Regions from separate parts of the Homo sapiens genome. Here region 2 is linked to region 1. Evidence: read pairs that join two places in POLR2A ChIA-PET (ENCODE). Cell type or tissue: OCI-LY7. All regions are shown on one strand. Links, peaks and the distances in the headings refer to the core of each region. The heading gives the core; the rest is flanking DNA. Region 1 overlaps NCK1 (NCK adaptor protein 1). Region 2 overlaps NCK1 (NCK adaptor protein 1).

Region 1 (9,912 bases), core at 3,796-6,295:
TAAATATGAGAAGATAATCAAGGATCACCAGACATGTGAAGAAAGCTTCTCATATAAGAAACCTCTTAAAAGAAATAGAAAACAAACTGGGAACAATCAGAACAACAAAAAAAAAGGCTCAGTAGAACAGTCAATAGAAAAGTTGAAGTTAGAGTAAAGGAGTTCTTTCATAAAGTAGAGGAAAAGATGGAAAATAAATGAGAAAAGAAAATTAAAAGGTCCGTCAGAGGTCAACTTCCAAATAACAGAAGTACTAGTAGACATCAGAGAAAAGAAGGAATTATCAGTAAAATATTCAAGAAAAATTCCCAGAATCAAGGAACGTGATTTTGCAGAATGAGAGGCTCTATGGGTATCCTGGAAAAATGAAAGAAAATAGATATACGCTTTCAATTAAAGCCTAGTCAGGAAAATGGAGACCACACCAATTACTGTAACAGAATCTAAAATAAAGAGTTGTTTAGCCAGATATTATGGGTTGAGTTATATCTTCCTCAAAAAGATATTTTGAATTCTTAATCCCTAGTACTTAAGAATGTGACCTTATGTGCACTATTCACAATAGCAAAGACTTGGAACCAACCCAAATGTCCATCAACAATAGTCTGGATAAAGAAAATGTGGCACATGTACACCATGGAATACTATGCAGCCATAAAAAAGAATGAGTTCATGTCCTTTGCAGGGACATGGATGAAGCTGGAAGCCACCATTCTCAGCAAAATATCACAAGGACGGAAAACCAAACACTGCATGAGTTGAACAATGAGAACACATGGACACAGGGAGGGGAACATCACACATTGGGGCCTGTTGGCGGGTGAGGGGCTGGGGGAGGGATAGCATTAGGAGAAATACTTAATGTAAATGACAAGTTGATGGGTGCAGCAAACCAACGTGGCACGTGTATACCTCTAACAAACCTGCACGTTGTGCACATGTACCCTAGAACTTAAAGAATATTAAAAAAAAAAAAAGGCTGGGCACAGTGGCTCACGCCTGTAATCCCAGCACTTTGGGAGGCTGAGATGGGTGGATCACGAGGTCAGGAGAATGAGACCATCCTGGCTAACACGGTGAAACCCCGACTCTACTAAAAATACAAAAAAATTAGCCGGGTGTGGTGGTGGGCGCCTGTAGTCCCAGCTAGTTAGGAGGCTGAGGCAGGAGAATGGCGTGAACCCGGGAGGTGGAGCTTGCAGTGAGCCGAGATCATGCCACTGCACTCCAGCCGGGGTGACAGAGCGAGACTCCGTCTCAAAAAAAAAAAAAGAATGTGACCTTATTTCGAAGTGGGGTCTTTACAGAGGTAAACAAGTTAAAATGAGGTTATTAGGGTGGACCCTAATCCACCATGACTTCGGGCCTTTTAAAAAAGGGAGAGATTTTGACACAGAGACAGAACACCAGGGAGAAGATGACTATCTACAAGCCAACTAGGAGGGAGCCTAGAGCAGATTCTTCCTAGCATCTTCAGAAGGAACACGTTCCTGCTGAAATACCTTGATTTCAGACTTCTGGCCTCCAGAACAGTGAGAATGTGTTTCCTTGATGTTGCCACTTGATATCTCATGGATCTTGAACTTAAGACAATCAACAAACTTTGTTTGTTTGTTTTTTTGAGGCAGGTTCTTGCTCTGTGACCCATGCTAGAGTGCAGCCTCAATCTCCTAGGTTCAAGGGATCCTCATGTTTCAACCTCCCATGTAGCTAGGACCACCTAGGTGTGTGTGCCACCATACTAGCTAATTTTTTGACCCTTTGTGGAGATGGGGTTCTCACTTCTTTGCCCTGGCTGGTCTTGAACTCCTGGTCTCAAGCAGTCCTTCCACCTCAGCCTCCCAAAGTGTGGGGATTACGGGTGTTAGGCTACCACACCCAGCCAACAAACTCTTGATCCCTTCATTCTTAAAGTACACTCCAGGTCTGCTTTCTGCGCTCTACCCTACATTTGTTCATTCCTGTCTTTCTCATTTCATTAAATGATATTGCCATCCACTCAGTAGCTAGAAGCCAAGGTGTCATACTTGATACCTTTCTTTTCCTCATTCTAACTCACATACTTCCAGTCCATCAGCAAATCCTGTCTTTTCTACCTCCAAATACATCTTGAAGTCTTCTGTTCTTTATCTGCATCACCATACTACTCAAGTCAAGCAGCCATCATCTCTTCACTTACACTATTGGCCTCTTATTTTATTTAATTTTTTTTGAGATGGAGTCTCACTCTGTCACCCAGGCTGGAGTGCAGTGGTGCAATCTTGGCTCACTGCAACCTCTGCCTCCTGGGTTCAAGCAGTTCTTCTTCCTCAGCCTCCTTAGTAGCTGGGACTACAGGTGCACGCCACTACGCCCGGCTAATTTTTGTATTTTTAGTGGAGACGGGATTTCACCATATTGGCCAGGCTGGTCTTGAACTCCTGACCTCATGATCTGCCCGCCTCGGCCTCCCAAGTGCTGGGATTGGAGGCATGAGCCACCACGCCCAGCTTCTATTTTTTATTGTGGTAAACTGCATAAGCATAAAGTTGAACATCTTAACCATTTTAAGTATACAGTTCAGTATTAAGTATATTCACATTGTTGTACAACCAGTCCCCAGAACTTTTTCATCTTGTAAAACTGAAACTGTATACATACTAACAACTCCCCAAGTCTTCCCTCCTCCTAGCCCCTGGCAACCACTATTCTTCATGTTTCTCCTTTATGTTTGTATAAATTTGTTTGCTCTATGTACCTCATATAAATGGAATCATATTGTCTTTCCGTGGCTGGCTTATTTCACTTAATGTCTTGAAGGTTCATCCGTTTTGTAGCACATGTCAAAATTTTCTTCCTTGTTAAGGCTGAATAATATTCCATTGCTTATATATACCACATTTTGTTTATCCATTCATTTGTTGATGAACAGCTTGGGTTGCTTCCACATTTTAGCTGTTAAGAATAGTGTTTCCATGAACATGGGTGTAGAAATATCTGTTCAGGTTCCTGCTTTCAGTTTTTTGATGTACACCCAGAAGTTGAATTGCTGGATTATATGGTAAACTATTTTTTATCTTTTGAGGAACCACCATACCATTTTCCATAGCAGCTGCACCATTTTACATTACCACCAACCGTGCATAAGAGTTCCAATATCATTACATTTTCACTAACACTTGTTTCCTGCATGTTTTTTTAAAAATAGTAGCTATCTTAATGGTGATATCTCTGTGGTTTTGATTTGCATTTCCATAATGGCTAGTGATGATGAGCATCTTTTCATATGCTTGTTGGCTATTTGTATATATTTCGAGAAATGTCTATTTTGTTCGTTTGCCCATTTTTCATTTGGGTTATGTTTTTGTTGAGTCTGAACAGGTCTTTTTATTTTTACTTTTGTCTGTCCATTTAACTCATTCTTCACACAGCAGCACACAACAGCCAGAGAAATGTTTTTAAGATTTCTGCATTAATGATACAACAATACCTCTTACTTGGCAGCATAATACAATGAAAGTTTACATTACTTTCCCACATCACTGTGTGTGTGTGTGTGTGTGTGTGTGTGTGTGTGTGTGTGTGTTGAGGGGCACCTTTGCTTTATGCAGTCACTTGGAGCACAGGCACCTGTATCTTATGTCACCACCATAATCAGCTTTGGCTTCTCAGATTGTTTTGGAAGGGGAAGTGTGTGTGGAGAAAGATTTTAGGGTCCAGGCTAGAAGTGGCATATATCACTTTTACCCATTCAGTTCCATTGGTCAGAACTGAGTCATGTGATCTTATCTAATTGCAGGGGTGGCTGGGAAGTGTAGTATAGCAGTGTCTTAATGAAGAGAACACAGTCATTAGTGAATACTAGCAGTCTCTTTCACAGCGTGTGTTGGATTATAATTTCCTTGCTTAAAACCCTTATTACATGACTTTTTTAAAGACAGTCTCATTCTGTTGCCCAGGCTGGAGTGCAGTGGTGTGATCTCAGCTCACTGCAACCTCCGCCTCCTGGGTTCAAGCAATTCTTGTGCCTCAGCCTCCCAAGTAGCTGGGATTACAGGCATGCGCCACCACACCCAGCTAATTTTTTGTGTTTTTTAGTAGACACAGGGTTTACCATGTTGGCTAAGGCTGGTCTCGTACTACTGGCGTCATGTGATCTGTCCACCTTGGCCTCCCAAAGTGCTGGGATTACAGGCATGAGCCCCCATGCCCAGCCTACTTCTTATTACATGTAGAATAAAATTGGCCTGTGTCTCTCCCAACCTCACATTGTACCACTTTTGCCCTTGTTCTCTGGCCACATCTCTAGCCATACGGTCATTTTCTGTAACGTGAGACTTTTTTTTCCCCTCCTGGAACCTATGTACTTTGCAGTTTCTTTTGCTTGGAGCACTCTACTTTAAATATTTACATGACTGCCTCCTCTTCATCCTTAAAATGCCCACTTAAATTTTTTTTTCTCTAACTAAAAGCTGTAATTAGAGTAGCACTCATATTCTCTGTCCTTTATGGTAGCACTGTGTTAATCTTTGTCACAGCATTTTTTGCAACCTATAATTATTTTATTTGAAAAAATTTAATTTCCTCTGCTAGAAAGAGGTGTCTGTCGTGCTCACTGTTGTATCCCTGCATTAATTGGCCAGTGCTTAGGATACATTAGTCATTCAGTAGATATGTTGTTGGAGGGAATCTATTATATAGAACCGACTGAAATGGAGATAGTTGAATTTTAACCAAGGGCTCTTATGATAATTTAGGTGAGTTGCTGAAGGCTTGAGTTTTAGTGATGTCAGTGTAAATGGAACAGAAAAGGATGGATGAGAGACATTTCAAGAGAAAAACCAACACAAATTGATGTGTGACTTAAGGGGAGCCTGGGTGAATTGGAAGATAATGATTTACAATTATAATTAATAGATTGGTAAAGAGGATAGAAGAGCTGGATTTTTGGAGATGATGCATATTCAATTTTTGGAGATTGATGCATATTCAATTTGAGGTGATAGCAAGATATTTAAGTAGAAATGTTGAGGAACAGTAGCTTGGATTAGAGAACACAATTCAAATTACAGAGTCTAGGCCAGAGGTGATACGATGAAGTCATAATAATGAACGAGCTATCTAGAGAGAGGGTATATGTGAGAAGAGCAGATGGCTCAGTGGAAGGAAAATGAGGAGCCAGAAATGGAAACCAGAAGCAGGTGGCGTGGAGGGAGGGAAACCAATTTAATATAGGGGTAAGGAAACCAGCAGTTTCAAGAAAGAGGGATGATTAAGTTGGCTGCATCCAGTAGAGCTATCCCTTGTCATATGCATTTGAAAGTTCTGAAATGTTACCTTTTATTAAGTAGTTTGAGATCAGAGGGTACCTTGGGTTTTATTTATTCTATAAGAAAGTATAGCTTAATGAGAATGATAGAGTACAGCTTTGAGTTCTTGTCTTTTCTTTTTTTTTGAAACACGGTCCTGCTCTGTGGCCCAAGCTGGAGTGCAGTGGTGCAGGCTTGCTCACCGCAACCTCCGCTTCCTGGGTTCAGGCGATTCTTGTGCCTCAGCCTCCAGAGTAGCTGGGATTAGAGGCGTGTGGCACTATGCCCGGCTAATTTCTGTATTTTTAGTAGAGATGGGGTTTCATCATGTTGGCCAGGCTGGTCTTGAGGTGATCCTTCTGCCTTGGCCTCCCAAAGTGCAGGCTTGAGCCACCATGCCTGAGCTTTTTTTTTTTTCTTTTTTTGAGAGGGAGTCTCACTCTGTTGCCCAGGTTGGAGTGCAGTGGCCTGATCTCAGCTCACTGCAACCTCTGCCTCTTGAGTTCAAGGGATTCTCCTGCCTCAGCCTCCCAAGTAGCTGGGATTACAGGCACCTGCCACCACAACTGGCTAATTTTTGTATTTTTAGTAGAGATGGTTTTTCACCACGTTGGTCAGGCTGGTCTTGAACTCCTGACCTCAAGTGATCTGCCCACCTCGGCCTCCCAAAGTGTTGAGATTATAGGTGTGAGCCACTGCGCCTGCTGAAGTTCTTATGTTTTAGAGATATTTACTTAAATATTTATGGATGAAAATATTTTTTCAGGTATACACTGAAATATTTACATAAATTTTTAGAGGTATACACCGAAATATTTACAGACAAAAGTTTTTTGCTTCAAAATACTTAAGCAAGGAAACAGGAATGGGTGAGAATATGGATATTGTGGCCGTGGACAAGTGGCCATGAGTTGATGATTTTAGCTACATGATGGGTTTAAGGGGTTTGTTCTCTTCTTTAATGTATGTTTGAAATTTTACATAATAGAAATTATAAAAGGAGGGAATTGTCTTTTCCAGCTGTAATCTAGGGCACATTACTTAACTTTTTTGAGACAGGGTCTTGCTCTGTCACCTAGGCTGGAGTACAGTGGCCTGATAACTCTTCAGCTCCTTACGTAGCTGGAACTATAGGTGCATGCCACCATGGCTGGTTAATTTTTGAATTTTTTGTAGAGACAGGATTTTGCCATGTTGCCCAGGCTGGCCTCCAACTCCTGGGCTCAAGTGATTCGTCTACCTTGGCCTCTGAAAGTGCTGCAATTACAGGTGTGAGCCACAGCACCCAGCGTACTTAAACCTTTGAAGCCTTAGTTTCTTCAGTTAAAAATGGTGATATTAATACTGATTGTATCAGTTTGCTGTGGTGATTAATGACAGTGTATTAAAACTACTTAGCATACTTACTCTGTGCACTCATTGTCCAGTAAATATTTCTGAAGTGAAATACAGTGAGATAATACAGTTAGGCATCAAGGTTAAGGGGTTTGTAGAGGGAGAAAAGGTTCTGGGCTCTTTATAGCAACCTTTCATAAGAGATATGTTCTTTTTAGAATGTTATAAAGTTGGAATGGCTAACTTAAAAGCTTCCATAGACATAATATTTATTTATTTTGGCATGTTTTTAATAGGAGTTTTCTGATCTGAACGTGTACAAAAGCAGCAGTACAGTGGTATTTCATCTGTTCTAAACCACATCCTTTTACTGAATGTTATTCCGGAAGCATTTATAAGGCAGGTGCCCCTTTGAAAGACATTGTCCTTTAAAGTAGTTTGAAACTAAATTTTCATTTAACATTAAAGTCAAATGAGGGAATACTTAAGATGGAAGCATGGGTTAATAAAATTGTATTAACACTAATTTCTTAGAGCACCTGACTTAAAGTATATATTTTTTGGTAGTAACTTGGCTATAGGTAGTATATAGTTATCCTTTTTTTTTTCTTTTGCAGTAAAACTTGGTTATGGATAGTATATACTTGTCCTTTGGTATCCATGAGGTGTTGGTTCCAAGACTCCTTGCAGATACCAAAATTTGAGGATGCTTGAGTCTCTTGTGTAAAATGGGGTACTATTTACATATAACCTATGCACATTCTCCTGTATACTCGAACTCATCTCTAGATTACCTAATACATTGTAAATGGTATTTAGGTAGTTAATGCTATATTGTTTAGGGAATAATGACAAGGAAAAAACGTCTGTATATGTTTAGTACAGGTGCTTTTTTTTTTCCTGAATGTTTTAAATCCACGGCTGGTTGAATTCATAGATGCGGAACCCATAGATACAGAGGGCCAACTGTACTAAGAAATTGCTGTCACAGTCTGTAGATGTCATACAGTTTTGTCTCCAGATAAATGAGAGACCTGTGAACACAAAGGAAACTTTCTTGTATGCCTTTTCATTCTCATGTTTTTAAAGTTCGTTCATTTTTTGTTTAGGGAACTTTAATGAGTTACTTAGGCAGAGTTTGGAACTGTCCTGTAGTTACATGATCAGTCTTTTTTTTTTTTTTTTTTCCTATCTTTCTTTTTCTTTTTTTCTGAGACGGAGTTTTGCTCTTATTGCCCAGGCTGGAATGCAATGGCACAATCTCATCTCACTGCAACCTCCGCCTCCCAGGTTCAAGCGATTCTTATGCCTCAGCCTCCCAAGTAGCTGGGACTACAGGCAGGTGCCACCATGCCCGGCTAATTTTTGTGTTATTAGTAGAGACGGGGTTTCATTATGTTGGCCAGGCTGGTCTCGAACTCCTGACCTCAGGTGATCCACCTGCTTTGGCCTCCCAAAGTGCTGGGATTACAGGTGTGAGCCACTGCACCCAGCCCCTATCTTTTATATTGTGTTTTATTTCTTTAGAAATGAGGTTTCACTGTGTTTTCCAGACTGGAGTACAGTGGCTGTTCACAGGCACCATCATAATGCTGTGTGGCCTCCAACTCTTGGCCTCAAACGATCTTCCCACCTTATCCTCTTGAGTAGCGGGGACTACAGGAGTGCACCGCCATGCTCAGCATTTTTTTTCTATCTTAACATAAAATGGAAAAGTTACTGTTGCCTTTTCTCCTGATAAATAGCAGCCTAAGTAAGACTGGTAGTTTGGAATAAAGGATAAGTTAAAAGGGCAGGAAGGTGAGGAAAGAAGTGTTTAAAAATGAAGGCGAGAAGGAGAAAAAGAAGTTGAGAGATAAAGTTTATATTTTCCTGTGCCTTAGTATCGACTTGCAGTGAATTAGTTGAAAGTTGCCTTGCCAGTTACATATAATTGGTGACTTTTAAGTTATTTGTCACCTGGAACAGACATAACTTCTTTAGCATACAATTCAGATACAACTGTCATTGAATTTATGTTTCCATAAAATTGGTGGTAGAATTTTTAGCATTAGGTAGGAGAAGAGGACAGGGAAAGACAGCTGTGTCTCAGGCACTGTACTGTTTTACCTATTTTGTTAAATCCTCACAGCAACCCTGTAGGTAGGTGTTAACTGAAGCAGAGAGGTTAGATAACTTGCTCAGTGTTACACACTGATGATAAATGACAGAGCAAGAATTCAAACTGTAATGTTTCGGTTCTTGTTATCTTTTATTCATCGCCTTTATTGTTTCTTTTCTTTCTTTCTTTCTTTCTTTTTTTTTTTTTCTTTTGAGATGGAGTCTTGCTCTTGTCGCCCAGGCTGGAGTGCAATGGCATGATCTCTGCTCACTGTAACCTCCGACTCCTAGGTTCAAGCTATTCTCCTGCCTCAGCCTCCCAAGTTGCTGGGATTACAGGCGTCTGCCAGCACGCCTGGCTAATTTTTGTATTTTTAGTAGAGACAGGGTTTCGCCATGTTGGCCAGGCTGGTCTCAAACTCCTGACCTCGTGATCTGCCTGCCTCGGCCTCCCAAAGTGCTGAGATTACAGGTGTGAGCCACCGTGCCTGGCCCTCCTTGCTTTATTTTATGATTCCATTCAGTCATTAGTCTTGTCGGTTTTTAAAAAAAGGTTTTATTGAGATATGATTCACATACTATACAGTTCACTCATTAAAAGTATACAATTCAGCTTTTAGTATATTCAGAGTTGTGCAACCATCACCACAATATCAGAATTTTTTTTTTTTTTGAGACGGAGTCTCGCTGTGTCACCAGGGTGGAGTGCAGTGGCAAAATCTTGGCTGACTGCAACCTCTGCCTCCCAGGTTTAAGTGATTCTCCTGCCTCAGCCTCCGCAGTAGCTGGGACTACAGAAGCTTGCCACCATGCCCGGCTAATTTTTTGTATTTTTAGTAGAGACGGGGTTTCACCATGTTGGCCAGGATGGTCTTGATCTCTTGACCTCGCGAGCCACCGCACCCAGCCATATTGGAACACTTTAATCACCTCCCAAAGCAATGCCATACTCATTAGTTGTCACCCCTAACCTCCCCTCTCCGTGTCCTAGGAAACCATTAATCTGCCTTCTGTCTCTATACATTTGCTCATTCTGAACCTTTCATATACATGGAATCATATAGTATGTGGTCCTTTGTAACCGCTTTCTTTCACTTAGTTCAATGTTTTTTTTGTTGTTTGTTTTGTTTTTTTCTTTTTTGAGGCAAGGTTTGCTCTGTTGCTTGGACTGTAGTGCAGTGCTTGATCA
Region 2 (9,739 bases), core at 7,229-9,728, 63 kb after region 1:
TTTTCCTAGTACAAATGATCCTTATTTTTCACAGATTCTGTATTTGTGAATTCACTTATTGGCTAAAATTTATTTATAAGCCCAAAGTTGATAATTGCAGTGTTTTGTGGACATGTGCAGTGTGGCAAAAATGTGAGTCATCTGATGTGCACATTCCCAGTTGAGGCAATGTTCTTCCTTCTTATTTCAGCTTTCATACTATAAACCAGTGTCCTTTGTGCAGTCTATTTAGTACCACATTTTTTGCATTTTTGTGCTTGTTGATGATTTTGCTGTTTAAAATGGCCCCCAAGCATAGTGATGAAGTGTTGCCTAGAGTTCATAAACACAAGAAAGCTGTGAATTTGCTTATGGAAAAAATGTGTGTTAGATAAGCTTCATTTAGGCATGAGTTATAGTGATGTTGTGAATTCTATGTTAATCACAATTTATATTAAAGTGTCTTTAAAGAGAAACACACATAAAACAGGGTTGTGTAGTGATTGGTTAACAAAAACATGATTGGAGCCTAACCCTGTTTTTCCCTTAGGAGCTGTGGTTCAGTATTTGCTAATTCAGTATTTATGGTAACTTTATAGAACATAACTACTGCAAACAATGAAAATCAACTGAATTTTGTTGAGGATTTTTGCATCTATATTTCTAAGTGATATTAGCCAGTTGTCTTGTGATAGCTTTGGTATTCTGGGTAATATTGGCCTCATAGAATGAGTTAATAAGTATTCTCTCCTTTTTTCTTTTTAGAGATGTTTTAGAAGCATTGATGTTAATTCCTCTTTAAACGTTTAGTAAAATCCACCAGTGAAACCATCTGGTCCAGAGCACATTTTTGATGCGAGATGTTTTGTTACTGATTGAATCTTTTACTTGTTATATGTCTGTTCAGATTTTCTATTTTTTCCTGAGTCAGCTTTGGTAGTTTGTGTGTTTCTTGGAATTGATGTTTTTCTTCTAGGTTTTTTAATTTATTGGCATACAGTTGTTCATAGTATTTGTTTATAATCCTTTTTAAAATATCTGTAAGGTCTGTAGAAATGTTATTTCTGATTTTATTTATTTGAGTGTCTCTCTTGTTGGTCTAGCTAAAGAGTTTTCAATTTTACTGATATTTTCAAATAACCACATTTTGGTTTTGTTGATTTCCTCTGTTTTTCTGTTCTCTTTTGTGTATATCTCTGCTCTGATTTTTATTATTTCCTTCTTTTTGCTTTGAGTTTAGTTTTTCTTTTCCAGTTCCTTAAGATTAAATTTAAGTTGGTAATTCGAGATCTTTCTTCTTTTTTATGCAAGCTTTTAGGGCTATAAATTTCCCTCTGAGCATTGCCTTTGCTGCCTCCCATAGGTTTTTGTATGTTGTGTTTTCATTTTCATTTGTCTCACAGTAGTGTCTAATCTTGTGAAATTTCTTGGTGACCTATTGGTTTAAGAGAGTGTTAGTTGCCACACACTTGTTAATTTTCCAGTTTTCCTTTCTGTTATTGATTTCTAGGTTCATTCCATTGTGGTCAGAAAAGATACTTTGTATGACTTCAATCTCAAATTTATTGAGGCCTTTTTTTTTTTTTTTTTTTTTTTAAAATAGAGACAGGGTCTCTCTTTGTTACCTAGGCTGGAGTGCAGTAGCATGATCATGGCTCACTGTAGCCTTTGAACTCCTGGGTTCAAGCAATCCTCCCAACTCAGCCTCCTGAGTAGCTGGAACTACAGGAATGCACCACCACACCTGGCTAATTATTTTATTTTACTTTTTATTTTTGTAGAGACAAGGTCTCACCATCTTGCCCAGGCTGCCGTCAGACTCCTGGGCTCAAGTGATCCCCCGACCTTGGACTCCCAAAGTGTTGGAATTACAGGCTTGAGCCACTGTGCCTGGCCTATTGAGCCTTGTTTTGTGTCCTAATATATGGTCTATCTTGCAGAATATTCCATGTATACTTGAGAAAAATGTGTGATATATTCTGCTTTTGTTTGATGGGATATTCTCTATATGTCTATTAGGTCTAGTTGGTTTATAGTACTGCTCAAGGCCTCTATTTCCTTAATGATTTTTCATTTAGTTCTGTCCCTTACAGAAAGTGGGGTATTGATGTCTCCAAGTATATTGAACTATTTTTCTCCCTCAATTCTGTCATTTTTTGCTTTATATGCCTTGAGGCTCTCTTGTTAGGTATGCATATATTTGTAACTGTTACACTTCTTGATGGACTGATTCTTTTATCAATATATGCTGTCCTTTGTCTTTAAGTCTGTGTTGTGTGATATATATTTATTTATTTTTAGACAGTCTCGCTCTGTTGCCCAGGCTGGAGTGCAGTGGCGTGACCTCGGCTCACTGCAACCTCCGCCTCCCAGGTTCAAGCGATTCTTCTGTCTCAGCCTCCTGAGTAGCTGGGATTACAGGCACCTGACATCATGCCTAACTAATTTTTGTATTTTTGGTAGAGACGGAGTTTCACCATGTTGGCCAGGCTAGTCTTGAACTCCTGAGCTCAAGTGATCCACCCGCCTCGGCTTCCTAAAGTGCAGGGATTACAGGCATGAGACACCGCGCCGGGCCTATGCTGTGTGATATTTATATAGCCACCCCACTCTCTCAGTTATCCTTTACATGGGATATCTTCTTCCATCCTTTCATTTTCAAACCTATTTGCATCTTTGTTTGGATCTAAAGTGAGTGTCTTGCAGATAACAGTTGCATCATGTTATTTTTAATCTATTTACATTTAAAGTTATATCTGATAAGGAAGGATTTCTGCTATTTTGCTGTTTTCATTTACTTTTTTTTCTTTCAATTCTTCTATTACTGTCTTCTTTTGTGATTTCTTTTTCTTTTTTTTTTTTTTTTTTGGAGGGTGGGGGTCAGGGTCTCACTCTGTCACCCAGGCTGGAGTGCAGTGGTGGAATCTCTGCTCACTGCAACCTCTGCCTCCCAGGTTCAAGCGACACTTATATGTCAGCCTCTCGAGTAGCTGGGACTACAGGTGCATGCCACGATGCCTGGCTAATTTTTTGGTATTTTTTTGGTAGAGACGAGGTCTCAGCATGTTGGCCAGGCTGATCTTGAACTTCTGACCTCAAGTGATCCGCCCACCTTGGCCTCCCAAAGTGCTGGGATTACAGGTGTGAGCCTCTGTGACTGGACTATTTTCTCTAATATATTGTTTTATTACCCTTCTTGTTTCTCTTTCTGTATTTTTGTTTTTCCTTAGTGGTTACCCTGGGGATTAACATCTTAGGTTTTTAACAATCATGTTTGAATTAATACCAACTTAGTTTCAGTACTATGCATAACTCTGCTCCTTTGCAGCTCCATCTTTGTATATTACATCTTTACACATTAAAATATATGCCCATTAACCTAGAATTGAAATTTTTGTTTTATGCATTTGTATTTTAAATTGTGTAGGAAAGAAAAGGAGAATTTACAAAAAAAAACTGCAATACTACTGACTTTTATATTTACTTATGTAGCTACCTTTACCATTGTTCTTTATTTCTTCATATGACTTCAAATTACTGTCCAGTGTTTTTTCATTTTAGCCTGGAGGATTCTCTTTAGCACTTCTTTTTTGAGACAGTCTTGCTCTGTCTCCCAGGCTGGAGTACAGTGGTGCGGTCTTGGCTCACTACAACCTCCACCTCCCGGGTTCAAGCAATTCTCCTGCCTCAGCTTCCCGAGTAGCTGGGACTACAAGCGTGTGCCACCACGCCCGGCTAATTTTTTGTATTTTTAGTAGAGACGGGGTTTCACCATGTTGGCCAGGCTGGTTTCGATCTCCTGACCTCGTGATCCACCCACCGCTGTCTCCCAAAGTGCTGGGATTACAGGTGTGAGCCCCTGTGCCCAGCCTCTCTTTAGCATTTCTTAGCACAGGTCTGGTAGTGATGAATTCCTTTAGTTTTTGTTTATCTGGGAATGTCTTATGTTCTCCTTCATTTTTGAAGGACAGTTTTGCTAAATATAGAATTCTTTGTTGGCTCTTTTGCTTTCAGCATCAGATCAGATTCTATCCCCTCCCCAGGGCTTATTACTGCTGCTTATTGTGAGTGGTTGTTGTTTGCTTGTTTAGTGACTTTACTAAACTACTTTTATAAGCTCTATATTCCTGGTCATGTGGGGCCGCTGAAGTCTATTCCATTTGCTTAGTAATCAGCTAGGGTTTTAACAGAGTTTCGTTAAACACCTGGAGCCAAAAGAAAAAACAAACAAACAAAAGAAAACCTCTCCCCATCTTTACAGATGGCTTTATGTTGGGGCAGTTTTTGACCACTTAGTGATGCCATTTATAATTCTGCCTTAGCCTTTGCTTACTGTTTGCTCAAAGCCTGAAGATCAGCCAGGGTGAAAGCTTAGGGTCTTCTTGGGCCTTTCCTGAATGTGCATCCAGCCCTGGCCATGTGCACGTCCTTCTTGATTGGTATACACACCCCTTATTACCCCATGTATATTCTTTCCCATCCCCTTTCTGTCCAGGCTTTTCCATCTGTCTGTTCCTTGTCCCAGTTGTTGTCCCTTGCCCCAGGCTGCTGCATCCATTAAATGATTTTTGCAAAAACCACCCAGGAAGACTCCCTATGCCTGGGAATGATTCAAGTCAGGCAAAGCCAAGGCAAGCCATTGCTCAGGTCCTTCAGGGAGCTGCCAGACAAGTTGAAACCCACAATCACAATTGTTTAAGAATGAGATCTGTATTGCTTCCTCTGGCATTAGGAGTGCAGGTTACTGTCCACACAGCCATCACTGACTTGGGGTGTGGGGGATGGTGGGCAGGCAACTTAGGATGCGATAGCACTCTCTTTACCACAAAGCAGCAACTTCTTTCTTTACCAAGCCTTGCCCTAGATTTTATAAGTTTTTTTTTTTTACTAGATTCCAGAGTTCTGCAAAAGTTGAGTCTGACAGTATTTACCAGCTCATTAATTGCATTCATTGCTTTTTGCAGGGACAGTGCCTTGGAGTTCCTTACTCTACTATTTTTGGTGGTATCACCCCAAATGTAGGGATTTCTCTGAAGGCTATCATTAACCGGAAGTAAGAAAATTAGGAAGGAAGAAGTTGATTTAGGGGTATAGACTGGATTATTTTTATTTGGACATGAGTGTTGGGTTTGAGGTACTGATGGCACAATCTGTGGGTGTCTAGTGACAGTTGGAATTGTAATGCCTGAATTCCAGAAAGGTCTTAGAGCTGCAAAGAGATCTGGGAACCTTCTGCACAGAAATTATAGAAAATGAAAGTGTATGATTTCCTTGGAATAGAGAGGAAGGTCAAGTATGTCATCTTGTGAAACACTTTCAGCTAAGGAATTCTTCATTTATTCATTCAGCATGTTTGCTGACTGCTGAATACATAATTTTGTTTTTCCTTTGTTCCTACTACTGATGTATGTACTGCTAAGCGTTGGAGACAGAAACGAATAAGATCTCGTTTTCTGCCCTCAGGAAGTTCACTCATATTGAGGAAGACAGACAAGTAAACAAGTACAATGCAGTGTTATAATAACAAGGTTAGAGGAGCCTAGACAGAGGTAAACAAGAATATGTAAACAGGTTGGGAGGGAAAATAAGAAATTCGGGGAAGTCAAAGAAGAAGAAAACATAATGGAGAGAGTGGGCTGTGATCTTGGTTGCTGCATATAGAGTTTGAGAAGGCTGAGGACTTTAAAAGTTACTGATTTGACAGTAAGGAGAGATGACATAAGAATGGTATTCATAAGAATGGTTTTAATTGAGTAGTTTTGTTAGAATGTTGGAGACAAAGGATCAGATAATAAAGAGTTGGGAGTGTGAGTGGTGAAAAAGTCGAGGGAAAAGGAAAAACAACCTTTTTTTTTTTTTTTTTTTTTTTTTGAGACAGAGTCTTGCCCTGTCGCCAGGCTGGAGTATAGTGACGTGATCTTGGCTCACTGCAACCTCCGCCTGCCAGGTTCAAACGATTCTCCTGCCTCAGCCTCCTGAGTAGCTGGGACTACAGGTGCACACCACTGCACCCAGCTAATTTTTGTATTTTTAGTAGAGACGGGGTTTCACCATGTTTGGCCAGGATGGTCTCGATCTCTTGAGCTTGTGATCTGCCCGCCTCAGCCTCCCAGAATGCTGGGATTACTGGCATGAGCCACCGTGCCCAGCCGGGAAAGACAACTTTTAAAAGAGTGGTATAGTTTATTCTATAGGAAAATTGGACCAGTTAGAGAAAAAATAAATAAATTACCAAAATGTTACGGTTTAAAAGTTGTAGCAGAGTTAAAGTAACTTCATTTTGGAGTAGAAAAGATATGAGTGTGTTTTTAGACAATTGAAGGGACTAAATAGGAAGGAAAACAAGGATGTCGAGAGTCCCAAGAGAGTCAGGAAAGATAGTATTAAGATCCTAGAAGGATCAGGATTTGGAGACTTGAGTGAAGAACGAGAGTGAGGATAATGAGAGTTTTGAGACAAAAGGAATTTGAGAAGTTTTACCTAGGGAAGCCTCAGTTTTCTAGGTAAAGTAGAGCATAAAATCACACGCTAAGAAATGGGCAGCAGTGAAAATGCCTGACTGAAGTTGATGTAGCGTACATTTGTATTGATAGTACCATTTGGTGATTTTCTCATTTCTTTCAACACATATGTGTTAAGCATTTACTGTGTACTAAGCACTATACAAGATCCTTGGGATTCTATCTGTAAACAAACAAAACTCCCTGTCCTTTTGGAGGTTACATATGACTGGGGTAAGGGGAGAAAAACAAATAATATTTTAAAATAAACATATGAGGTAAATAGAGCTACCTGGGTCTGGGAACCAAGAAAGCAAATGGGAAGATTAGCCAGACATAACTGCAATTTTATATTGCATATCATATTCTGATTTAAGATAGAAATAATTTTATTTTTATACAGCTCATTGTAGAATCTAGCTTGCTTAAACTAAGACAAGAAGAGTATGGGTGTGGTGGAGCCTTTGTGTACTTAGATTGTAGCTATGAAAGAAATCTATATTTACATTTAAGAGGGAATTCATTAATTTAGGACAACTTTATAATTATGTTATATAGTTATTTCAGGGCCTTTGACAAGAGAAAAGATGGTGAACTGTCATATAATAACAAATTAAATATTTATTTGGTTAAGAAAAAGAAAATTTGCATCTTATTTCCAAAAAGATGATTTTTAACTACATAGAAATTTGTTATATTTAAAAGCTTTAAAGATCTATATAGAGTTGAAGATCTCTTTTTAATAATGAATAAGTTCATTCTTTTGGTAATCATTTTTTTATATTCTCCTCTCATGGCCCTTTTTAATTTCAACAGGCATTGGAAAAGTGAAAAGAAAACCTAGTGTGCCAGATTCTGCATCTCCTGCTGATGATAGTTTTGTTGACCCAGGGGAACGTCTCTATGACCTCAACATGCCCGCTTATGTGAAATTTAACTACATGGCTGAGAGAGAGGATGAATTATCATTGATAAAGGGGACAAAGGTGATCGTCATGGAGAAATGCAGTGATGGGTGGTGGCGTGGTAGCTACAATGGACAAGTTGGATGGTTCCCTTCAAACTATGTAACTGAAGAAGGTGACAGTCCTTTGGGTGACCATGTGGGTTCTCTGTCAGAGAAATTAGCAGCAGTCGTCAATAACCTAAATACTGGGCAAGTGTTGCATGTGGTACAGGCTCTTTACCCATTCAGCTCATCTAATGATGAAGAACTTAATTTCGAGAAAGGAGATGTAATGGATGTTATTGAAAAACCTGAAAATGACCCAGAGTGGTGGAAATGCAGGAAGATCAATGGTATGGTTGGTCTAGTACCAAAAAACTATGTTACCGTTATGCAGAATAATCCATTAACTTCAGGTTTGGAACCATCACCTCCACAGTGTGATTACATTAGGCCTTCACTCACTGGAAAGTTTGCTGGCAATCCTTGGTATTATGGCAAAGTCACCAGGCATCAAGCAGAAATGGCATTAAATGAAAGAGGACATGAAGGGGATTTCCTCATTCGTGATAGTGAATCTTCGGTAAGTTGATTTTCGGAGGTAAATACAAATAGAGCTCTGGGTATTTTAAAAAAAAGAGAGAGAGAAATGGAGAGGTTAAGTGGCTTCCCTAAAGTTAACCAGGTAACAAGCTGGGACGTAACATAAGCATAAATGTTCCAAAGCTAAAGTCCGCATTCTTTCTAGCTATCTATTTTGAATAAAAGAGAGCTGTGGCAGTGTTGCTACACACTGAATTATTTCGTCTTGTCTAGTTCTGTTGATTTTGCATTCCTGATATATTTTCTGTTTCTGTTGCATTAAACTAAATGGAGAAAATGGAACACTGGCCTCTTCATTGAGAGTAGAATAATACTATAGATTAAACTGGGAAACATTTAAAAAATTGCTATTGGATGCAATGTGTAAGAAGGTAGTCACTGTAGTCCTTATGACATAGGAAATCCCTGAATTTAAAAAATTGATATTAAGTTTCTTCATAAATTGGTTACTTGGAAATTGGAATGCACTTTTATTATAACCTCAAAAAACCTATTTTAGCAGTGTTTGAAATGCATTTGCAATAAAAGATAAATTATATTGCAATACTAGTAAACAATAAAACTATAAAACCATAAAAGTTGAAAAATAATATGGTTTCATGGTCTCTTTTAGATACTGCTTAGGATATTAGAATTTGATGACACTCATTTTCCTTAAAAATGGCCTTTCTTTTTCCTTGATGAAAGATATCACTACTTTTCCATTTATTAAATCATGGTTAATCTTGGCTTTGCGTGAGTATATTTGTACAAAAGGGAATGTGTAATTGCACAAAATTTTGAAAGAAAATGTGTGGAAGTGGGGTGTGGTGGGGAGAGAGATTAATTGAACTTCCTGATGTGAAGTTCAGGAAAATGGGGCCTGTGCCTAATCCCTCAGAAAAGCAGTTGGTTGGCAGTAGGGAAGAGTGATGACATCCATTTTCTGTTAGTTGCCTGATCTGGCTCACTGTTTGAAACTTTGGGAGTAACTGTAGAAAAAGAGGCTTTGGGGGTTGATATAGACTGTAACAACAACAACAAAACTAATTAAAAAGAAGATAGCTTGAATGCAGAATTGTATGTATTTTCTTGTGGGTAATTGAGTGTAGATATTAGACAAAATGCAATATATACCATTATTTTTAGCAGTATACTTTTTAAGGTTAGAGGTCTCAAGTAGGCATATTTTGTTTAGCCTTCACAGTGTTTTTTAAACATTTAAATTCATTGCCGATATTTAAATATTAGGATATTTATTATAAAAATTCAGACTTTAGACCATTTAAAATTGGAAGAACTACCAACATTGAGACCCGGTTCCTGCAAGGCAACAATCACAGCTGAGAAGTCACCACTTGTTTAGATTGGTGATACACTGTCATTTCCTCTGCCCATCTACCTTTCCACTCTGACACTTATTTACATTATTCTTTTGGCTCTTGTAGGCATTTGAGTTTGTAGCCTCTCCTTAAAGTTTAGATTAATTCTCATTTGTGTATTCTTCATTTTTGGGAATTCAGCATGTTATCTCTAAGACAGCTACTGTTAGCTACACATTGAAAAGGGGTTGGGTGGGTATCTTAGACTTTCTCATGTGTTTCTCTGACTGGAGAGAAGATAGCTCTTGTTCTTCAAATATTTAACTAAAGGATTTGCTGTGGGTGTCTGCTGTTGGAGCCGTGGGTGTTAAGAGACTTTTGATTATGCAGGTTTGAATCCTGGCTCTGTT

What was found. Peaks named below come from ENCODE experiments on the same cell type or tissue, not always from the same donor. Only the 100,000 strongest peaks of a DNase experiment are listed, where the experiment ranks them.
Region 2: POLR2A ChIA-PET joins it to region 1 with 5 read pairs; 2 of 35 experiments call an interaction of 5 or more read pairs at or near these places.

What each region holds. Positions count from the first base shown.
Region 1 is chr3:136,879,026-136,888,937 of GRCh38, forward strand. The region is part of intron 1 of NCK1 (NCK adaptor protein 1); the gene reads left to right. Among named protein-coding and RNA genes, the nearest start is that of NCK1, 22 kb to the left of the region's middle. In OCI-LY7, for the core only: no CTCF peak of the experiment used is centred there; DNase peaks (open chromatin) are centred at 5,156 and 5,476; H3K4me3 peaks cover 2,412 bases; H3K27ac peaks cover 2,500 bases.
Region 2 is chr3:136,938,288-136,948,026 of GRCh38, forward strand. NCK1 (NCK adaptor protein 1) reads left to right here. Exons shown (of 4, transcript NM_001291999.2): 3 at 7,296-8,008. It overlaps IL20RB-AS1 (IL20RB antisense RNA 1), which reads right to left. Exons shown (of 4, transcript NR_183729.1): 4 at 7,699-8,044. Among named protein-coding and RNA genes, the nearest start is that of IL20RB, 15 kb to the right of the region's middle. In OCI-LY7, for the core only: no CTCF peak of the experiment used is centred there; no DNase peak of the experiment used is centred there.